3 separate regions of the Homo sapiens genome follow, and all the other regions are linked to region 1. The links are chromatin contacts, found by Hi-C or POLR2A ChIA-PET in ENCODE. All regions are on one chromosome and are shown on one strand. The core of a region is the stretch at or near the end of the contact, and the rest is flanking DNA. Distances in the headings are between cores, read along the strand shown.

Region 1 (2,707 bases), core at 146-2,645:
TCCTAGTCACAGAGGCTGTTTTCAAACTATATTGCAAATATCACTTTTTTTCATTCACTCATTCGTTCTAAATTTTTTTTGTGTCCATACTATGTCTTAGGCACTGTTCTGGGTATAAGGATGTATTATAGTGGCAAATAAATCAGATGAAGTCCCTGGCCTATATTCTAGTGGAAGTGGAGAGACAGATAAGAAAATAAATATAAATATTGGCTAGGCGCGGTGGCTCACGCCTATAATCCCAGCTCTTTGGGAGGCCAAGGCAAGTGGATTACTTGAGGTCAGGAGTTTGAGACCAGCCTGGGCAACATGGTGAAACCTTGTCTCTACCACAAATACAAAAAATTAGCCAGGCATGGTGGTGCGCACCTGTGGTTCCAGCTACTCAGGAGGCTGAGGTGGGAGGATTGCTTGAGCTCAGGAAGCAGATGTTGCAGTGAGCCAAGATCACACCACTGCACTGCGCTCCAGCCTGGGCAACAGCGCCAGACCCTGTCTCAGAAAAAAAAAAAAAAAAAAAGAGAGAAAGAAAGACAAAGAAAAGAAATAGAAATATAATAGAATGACAGGTAGAAGTAAAAGAAAGCAGCTGAAGAGGACGGGCAATGATGAGGAAAGGTGATGAAGCTATTTTAGACAGGAAGTCATTGGAACATGTATAGCTGACAGCCATCAGTGCCCTGCCCACATCCCCCAGGTCCTTTGGGATGATCTAGTATAAGCCAGTGTTACTGGAAGCATCTGTGACTCTCTGCCTGTGGCCCAAGGGCTTCTTTCTGTCTCTGTGGCAGGTCCATGCTGGGGGAACAGCTCTTACCCAAGGGCAAATGGGAGTTGAAAGACAAACACCCCAGCTTTCCTGCCCCCCGCTGGGTGGGAAAATTTTGATGTGTATTCCACATCTCCCAGAGGTTTTTGGTGGGACTGAGCCCCAATTGTTCTCAGTGGGTAACTTGGCGATTAAATATTCTGCTGGCCTCTTTCCTTTGCTGGCTCAAGTCTTCACTACTCTACTAGTTCTTCCTGGTACATTTTACACTTCAAACATACCACTTGTACTCAAATCCTTAGTTTTGGAGGAACCTAGCCTAAGTCAGGAAGTCTTAGGAATGGCCCAAGGCAGAAGACCCTCAGAATGAGATTCTAGCATTGGGTCACTTGCTGGCCAACAAAGAGCAGGTCAACAAAAACCCCATCACTGTTAGTAAGTGGGGCAGTGATGATCTCTGGAGTGCTATAGCATCACTATTACTAAGAGTCTTGCCTGTGATTAACTGCGGTAGTGTGTAGGTGGCGGGGAAATGCACTGGCTGATAGAGTAGCTCTTGAACTGAAAGATACAGGGACAATGATAATTATGAGAACTGTGGAGCTGGTTGCTTGTTGTTAACTGCTAGAGAAGCCACAAAGGAAGGAAATAGCAGGCTCAGGTGAGGTAATCATTGACTTAGAGCATGGGTTAAAAGCCAGAAATCTTTCATGGCATCATTTAAAGGGAGTCTCATCTGTAGACAGAGGGTAGAATGAGCTGAAGAATAAGACCCCAAGTTTGATCTTAAATACAACAGAGCTAAAAAGGAGACTGAGTTCACAGCCCACCAGCTTTCTTTCTTTCTCTTTCTTTTCTTCTTTCTTTCCTTCTTTCTTTCTTTTTCTTTCTTTCTCTTTCTTTCTTTCTTTCTCTCTCTCTCTCTCGCTCTCTTTCTTTCTCTTTCTTTCTTTCTTTCTTTCTTTCTTTCTTTCTTTCTTTCTTTCTTTCTTTTTTTTCAGGGTCTCACTTTGCCACCTAGGCTGGAGAGCAGTGGTGCGAACATGCCTCACTGCAGCCTCAACCTCCTGGGCTCAAGTGATCTATCTACTCTCACCTCAGGCCTCCAAGTAGCTGGGACTATAGGCATGCACCACCATGCTCAGCTGATTTTTTTTTTTTTTCATAGAGACGAGGTTTCACCATGTTTCCCAAGCTAGTCTCCAACTCCTGGCTCAAGCAGTCCACCCACCTCAGCCTCCTAAAGTGTTTGGATTACAGGTATGAGCCACTGTGCCCAGCCCCCAAATTTCTAATGCTAAAGCAAGGGACCTGAAAAAGGAGAGGGGCCCTGAGAGTTCCGATGGAGATATTTGGGTAGATGGGCTCAAGGACCTTAAAACCCCAGATTCCTCTTAAAACTGAGAGTGAGAATACTCTGGAGCCTTTCTCCTTGCTAGGAGAAATCAGACTTCTGGTGCTCGGAGACTATGCCAAGGCCTCACGTAGCAAGGGCAAATGCCTTGCAGGATGATGCTTGTCTCTAAGATCCATCCCTACCTCTCTTCATTTCTTCTAGACCAATAATGAGAAATCTTATTATGAGCCAAGCGAGGAAATACTGTTATGTGAAGAAAGGGGTTATTCACCAAAAGCACTGCAAAACCTGGCAAATAGGTACTAGCAGGAAGTGGGAGAACTCTCCTGGAAATGAATCTTAAAGGTGCCAAATCAGGGAGGGCAGAATATAAGACTGAATAGTGGACAGTTTGTTAATACAGGTGTATTATTCAGTGACACGGGACTCACTATCCTGGTAGAATGCCCAGAACTGTACCTAATACATTGCAGAAACAGCTCCTTGAAACTTGAAAATAATGATCAGATGGAGATGCTGGAACTTCTTAGAAGAGAGATGAAGAAGAGGTCAGCAAGTTCAAAGAGATTAGAAGTAAGAAT
Region 2 (2,877 bases), core at 113-2,612, 540 kb after region 1:
TTTAGTAGGAGAGGAAGGAAAAACACAAAGGAGCAGCTGGGTGGGGTATGGCCAACAAGGAGGTGTAGGGAGCACAGTGAGTGTGCCCAGAAGGAAAGGACCAAGGGCACAGGGTTGGCTGTGCATGGGCATTTTGCATCTCAGGAACCCGGGGCCACTGAAGAAGGCTGAGGGCGGGAGCACAGGGCGTCAGGATCCCCACTGCTGGGAGTTAAGCTCTCAGAGAAGCACACAGGCACTTTCACACAGAGGAGAGTGCATGTGAAGCCGGTTGCCATGACTGGTGATGAGGAATGCTGGTCTGTGCCCTAACCTACCTGCCGAGGCCAGCAGAGATGTCAAGATGGTGCCTGATGATGTCCTGTCTCTCTAGTTGGTCCTAGAGTGAGGAAAGTGGTAGGTATAAAACTGAACAGCCCCATTTCCTAAAACAAGTGCAGGGCCAGGCCCTCTCCTTGGCAGAGAAGAACTCAGGGCCTCCTTGAATGATGTTGCATGTTCCGCTCTGCCTTGCCTGGCTGCAGGAACACCACCACTTCCCTCCCGGGCCTCATGCCTGAGAGGGCCTTGTTAGCAGAGCACCCGCATAGGGGGCAGCACTTTCAAGGTCCCCCTGTTAGCTACCTGTTGGCCTCTTGGGAGTAAGTTCATTGGCTTTTCCCTAGCAGAGCCCCGTGAATGCTACAGAGGACATCCAAGGCCTCCTGGACTTTGCACTGGACCCCAAGAGTTAGTTACAAGGAAGCCAGAGGGCTTGGGCAAGATCTTGCTATCCAGTTAAACTGGGCTGTGGTGTTTTAGACCTCCCAAGGCTAGACCTTGGTTGTAACAAATAAACACTATTCATGTGACATTCTACAGTGTGCAAAATGCTTTCAGCTTCACTGGTGCTTGTTTTTTAGTAATGGCCCTGTGAAGTTGCTGATGAGCAATCTAGACTAAAGAGGTTGTTAAGAGGAGTTCCTAAGGTCATATAGCTGATAAAGACTTGAGCTCACATCTTTTATTCCTGAATTCTCTTCCAGTGCTGTGTTAGAAACCTAAAGAGGAGCCTGAGGGAGGAGACTGCATTAATGCAATTATTCTAATTTAGAGACATAGGTCTGAATTCTTGCATCTAAGGTAGCAACCAAGAGCGTTTTAGGCCCTGGTCTTCAGGTGGCACCCACCCTGCACTATCTTGGGCAACAGCCATGAAATCCTCCAAATCATGCATTTGCATTTCTCAGTTATCACCCCTCCCACCTGGACTATTTTGAGAAGGAAAGCAGCAAGCACTTCCCAGTCTGCTTCTCTCTGTTTCTCTTTCTCTTTCTTTCTCTCTCCAACCCCCAGCCCCGCCCCTGCCACCACAAATGCCACTTACAGAGGCTCCGTTTAATAGTATCCATCAGCCTCCCAGCTGGGGGCAGAGATAAGGGTGCAGTAGTTACTCCCCTATGCTCTTCTTCAGGGTTTGAGGGTGTCACTATCACTTCAATTTGGGAGCCCTTCACACAAAGACATGTGTGCTCAATTACCAGTTCCTAGTGTGGAGAGAGGAGGGGAAATCAACTCTGGCACCCAGCCCAACCATGCGTCTCTTTTACCTGTAAGGATCTCTTCTCCCTCCACCTGGATGCCTCCTCTCTGTCCTTTCCAGGCACTCCAGCCTGCCTTCTTCCCCGCTTTGCCTGATGAGCTGAAGGTGAGGAAACTGGCCAGTGGGCAACTCTTCCTGGGACACAGGAAAACTCTGTTTGAGGATCTGGGTCATTTCTAGACTTATGGCTGTGGCAGGACCCTGGAGCAGTGAACTGGGTCTGCAGCTGCTTCCCCATAGATCCTTTAGACCAACCGGAGGTGTTGCCACCTTCCTAAAAACACTTGTTTTGTCCTTTCTTGCTCCTTCTTAATTCAGTAGCCATTCCTGGATTTTCTATCTCCATCTCTCAGATTTTACTTGCCTTGAGGGAGACGATATAATTGCTGATGGGTTCTTCTTTCCCTCTGCACAGAAAAAAGCAGGTGACTGAGACCGTGGTATCACAGTACAGAAAGAGTTTTATTGACAGGAGGCCAGCCACACAGGAGATGGGGTTTTTGCTCAAATCAGTTTCCCCAGAGGCTTGGAGATTAGGGTTTTTCAAAGACAGTGTGGTGTGCAGGGGACTAGGGAGTGGGTGCTGTGGATTGGTTGGGGATGCAATCATAGGAATATGGAACGTGGTCCCCATGAGCTGAATCCACCCTTGGGTTGGGAGCAACAGGATGGGTTGAATCATGATAAGTCATGAGTCCGGGTGGGTCAGCCAGGAAAACATCTCAAAAGACCAATCTTAGGTTCTACAATAGTGATGTCATCTGTAGGAGCAATTGGAGAAGTCACAAATCTTGTGTCCCCTAGCTGCGTGACTCCTGAGCAGTAAGAGGTTATAGAAATATACCTACCTTTTAGCAGAATTTGAGCTCCTCCCATAATCCTAATCTTGTGGCCTTTCATTAGTCTTACAAAGGTGTTTCCAGCCTCTGAACAGGAAGAAGTCAGTTTTACGTGGGACTATTATCATCCTTGCTTCAAAGTTAAACAGCAAACTAAATTCCCCCTATGGTTAGCTTGGTCTATGCCTAGGAATGAGCAAAGACAGCCAGCCTGTGAGGCTAGAAGCAAGATGGAGTCAGTCATGCTAGACTTCTCTCTCTGTCATAATCTTTGCAAAGGCAATTTCAAAGACATTGGATTATTCATAATTTTATGGCCCAAAGTTTTTAATGGGCTAAGTGGTCCCAAGATGTCATATAAGAAGGTGATAGGAAAAACTGTATTGAAATACTAATTTTTGCACTTTGCTGGTGTGTGTCCTTGGGCCCATTACTTAACCCAGAAGTCCCCAACCT
Region 3 (2,945 bases), core at 403-2,902, 930 kb before region 1:
TGCTCATTATTAAATCTGCCCACTTATTTTCCGCAAGAAAAAAAAAAAATTGGGCCAGGCGCAGTGGCTCACACCTGTAATTTCAGCACTTTGGGAGGCCAAGGTGGGTGGACCATGAGGTCAGGAGTTTGAGACCAGCCTGACCAACATGGTGAAACCCCGTCTCTACTAAAAATACAAAAATTAGCCGGGCATGGTGGTACATGCCTGTAACCCCAGCTACTCAGGGGGCCGAGGCAGGAGAATCGCTTGAACCTGGAAGGCAGAGGTTGCAGTGAACTGAGATCGTACCACCGCACTCCAGCCTGAGTGAGAGAGTGAGACTCTGTCTCAAGAAAAAAATACTTCTCCCCAGTGCTCACAATCTTGTGAAAATAAAGAATTTTCCTTGGACGTGCTCCTACAGATACACAAAGAAATAATTCAGAAATAAAATCCATTCAACCAAAAGGCCAGGTTCAATGAGCTGGGAAGAAACTGCGTGGGTTTTGCAGCTGCGGCTGGAGCCCAGGAGTCCAAAGCTGCCGTAGACTGGTCTGTGCAGCTCTCAGGAAGGAAGCTTCACAGTGGATCGCTTCACACATCACCAGCCCAATACCAAAAAGGCGTTTCTCAGGAGCCCTGGTGTTGGGGGAGGGCAAGGAAAACAAGTGAGGGACATTCACAAGGGCTCACAGACGAGTCTCGCTGGGGACTATGTGTTATGGGTTAAACTGTGTCTCCACCAACCCCAACATGATATGTCAAAGTCCTAACCCCAGTACCTCAGAATGTGACCTGACTTGGAAACAGGGTTGGTGCAGATGCAATTAGTCCAGATGAGGCTGGACTGGAGTAGGGTGGGCCCCTGCTTCAATATAACTGGTGTCCTTATACGACAGCCACGTGAAAGCACGGAGACACCCAGGGAGAGCGCTGTGCGACAAGAGACTGGAGTGCCGCAGCTGCAAGCCAAGAAACCCCACAGGCTGCCGGCGAGCCCGCAGAAGCTAGGAAAAGGCGAGGGCGGACTCCCCGAGGGTTTCAGAGGCAGCGTGGCCCTGCCGGCTTGACAGAGGACTTCCAGCCACCGGACTGTGAGGAGAGAATACAATTCTGTTGTTCTAAAGCCGCGCAGTTTGTGGCACTTCGTTAGACAGCCCTGGGAAATTAATACACCACACTTGAACTTGAGTTGCTTCCTGTTGCCCTACTCCATCCAGCCCCCTCAGCTGGCAAATGCTCCCACTCCACCACAACAGAGCCGCAGGGAATCCCCGGGTTGCTGTGTGGCTGGGGAGGCCCTTCTCCCCTGTAAGTGGCACACAACAGGCTGGGCTATCCCAGGCCCAGGCCCTTGTCCCAATTTTGTTCCTTCTCTCCAAGTTCCCGGCTGCCTCCTCTGGGCCCTGCCCTCACCAGGGCCCGGTCCCCACTCCTCCCACAGGCAGCCCTGGCCCTCCAGCTGCAGGACGGGGTGTGGAAGTCCCCTTGGGGTGGGCAGTGCCCCGTGCTGCTTCCGCCCACCCCAGTTTCTCACAGAATTTTTAGAACACTTCTTTCAGTTTTGCCTTAAGTAATATCCTTCCTCATGCCCCAACAACCCCACTCACACTGGTGCACTCACGCACCCTCATTCTCTCTTACACACAACTCAGCCACAGGCCCACAGGGTCTCTCTCTCTCACACAAAACTCAGCCACAAACCCACAACGGTCTCGGTCTCTCTCTCACACACACACACGCACACAAAACTCAGCCACAGGCTCACCAGGGTCTCTCTCAACATGCACACATACACACACACACCCCTCAGTCATAGGCTCACAAGAGTCTCTCTTGTCTCTCATACATACACAAACACACACAACCAGCCACAGGCCCACAAAGGTCTCTCTCTTTGTCCCTGTCTGCTCTCTCGCACTCACAAACACACATCTCAGCCACAGGCCCACCAGAGTCTGTCTGTCTCTTTGTCTCTCTCACTCTCTCTCACACACATACACCTCAGCCACAGGCCCACAAGGGTCTCTCTCCTTGTCCCTGGCTCCTCTCTCTCGCACACTCCCACACACACACATACAGCTCAGCCACAGGCCCACGAGGGTGTCTCTCTCTCTCTCTCTCTCACACACACACACACACACACACACACGCCTGTGCAGCTCCACAGGGGCCTGGGCCAGGAGACAGATCTGAATACACATACCACCCTGTGCTGTGAGTGGCCACTCCCATCCAACAACTGAGACTTTCTGTTACTGGGCCAAGGTTTTCTGCCAAACTTACTTCCCTTATAATGAATGAATTCTCCCTCAGAAGGTTCCTCAGTCCTCCCCTGGAAGCTGACCTGCAATGGCCTAACCCACCTATTTACCAGGCATGCCAGGACATATGAGACCCTGATAGGTGGACACCAAAGCTCAGCCTGGAACCCCACCCCCATGTGCATCATTGCAGCAGAACTTCTTCGGACACACTCGATCCACCAGCTAACACTCCATACCCTATGAAGAGAATACGTACGGATTCTAGGTTTGATAAAATCCTGGGCCAGTGGTGGTAAGTCAGGCTGAAAAGCAACCATCTCCCAATTTCCACCCACTGTTTTACCTACAAGACTATTTCTACCTCTCATTATTTAATCCTCCACAAAAAGTATATTTTGTAACATGGTCCCTGAGCTGCCTCACCCTGGGCCAATGGTTTTCAAACTTGAGCGTGCATCAGAGCCACCTGGAGGGCTTGTTAAAACAGATCTCTGGGCTCCTCCCCTAGAGCTTCTGATTCACACCAGGTCTGGGGTGGGGTCTGAGAACCGGCCAGTCTAGCGAGTTCCCAAGCGATGCTGATTTAGGTCCCTGGACCAGGCTTCGAGAAACACTGCCCTAGACCGCTCATTTCTCGCTGAGCTCAGGTGGCCCAGCATAGCACTCAGCATAGCACACACTGCTGTCGGCCTTCCC

Evidence for each region. A loop is a pair of places that touch in the nucleus more often than their neighbours do. ChIA-PET counts read pairs that join two places held with the same protein, here RNA polymerase II (POLR2A). Pooled maps may share reads with other maps.
Region 2: a loop to region 1 is called in a pooled map, with 4 times the contacts of the local background. The contact joins two enhancer-like sites. A Hi-C loop is called at or near these places in 1 of 168 maps with a recorded cell type or tissue (HepG2) and 1 of 50 pooled maps. POLR2A ChIA-PET finds 5 or more read pairs at or near these places in 1 of 52 experiments (H1).
Region 3: a map with no recorded cell type shows a loop between it and region 1 (5-fold over the local background). The contact joins two enhancer-like sites. A Hi-C loop is called at or near these places in 9 of 37 single-sample maps with no recorded cell type and 3 of 50 pooled maps.

Annotation. Positions count from the first base shown.
Region 1 is chr4:152,553,044-152,555,750 of GRCh38, reverse strand. No RefSeq gene overlaps it. Among named protein-coding and RNA genes, the nearest start is that of MIR4453, 18 kb to the right of the region's middle. RefSeq lists an enhancer at 957-1,106. Within about 2 kb of position 1,395, at least 5 of the 41 ENCODE cell types and tissues checked have a DNase peak (open chromatin) inside an H3K27ac peak, as active enhancers do.
Region 2 is chr4:152,012,901-152,015,777 of GRCh38, reverse strand. No RefSeq gene overlaps it. Among named protein-coding and RNA genes, the nearest start is that of LINC03074, 58 kb to the right of the region's middle. RefSeq lists an enhancer at 1,226-1,385. Within about 2 kb of position 1,362, at least 2 of the 41 ENCODE cell types and tissues checked have a DNase peak (open chromatin) inside an H3K27ac peak, as active enhancers do.
Region 3 is chr4:153,486,883-153,489,827 of GRCh38, reverse strand. All of the region lies in intron 3 of TMEM131L (transmembrane 131 like), which reads right to left. Among named protein-coding and RNA genes, the nearest start is that of TMEM131L, 22 kb to the right of the region's middle. RefSeq lists enhancers at 1,026-1,235, 1,386-1,555, 1,736-1,805, 1,906-2,025, 2,176-2,225 and 2 more. Within about 2 kb of position 1,652, at least 28 of the 41 ENCODE cell types and tissues checked have a DNase peak (open chromatin) inside an H3K27ac peak, as active enhancers do.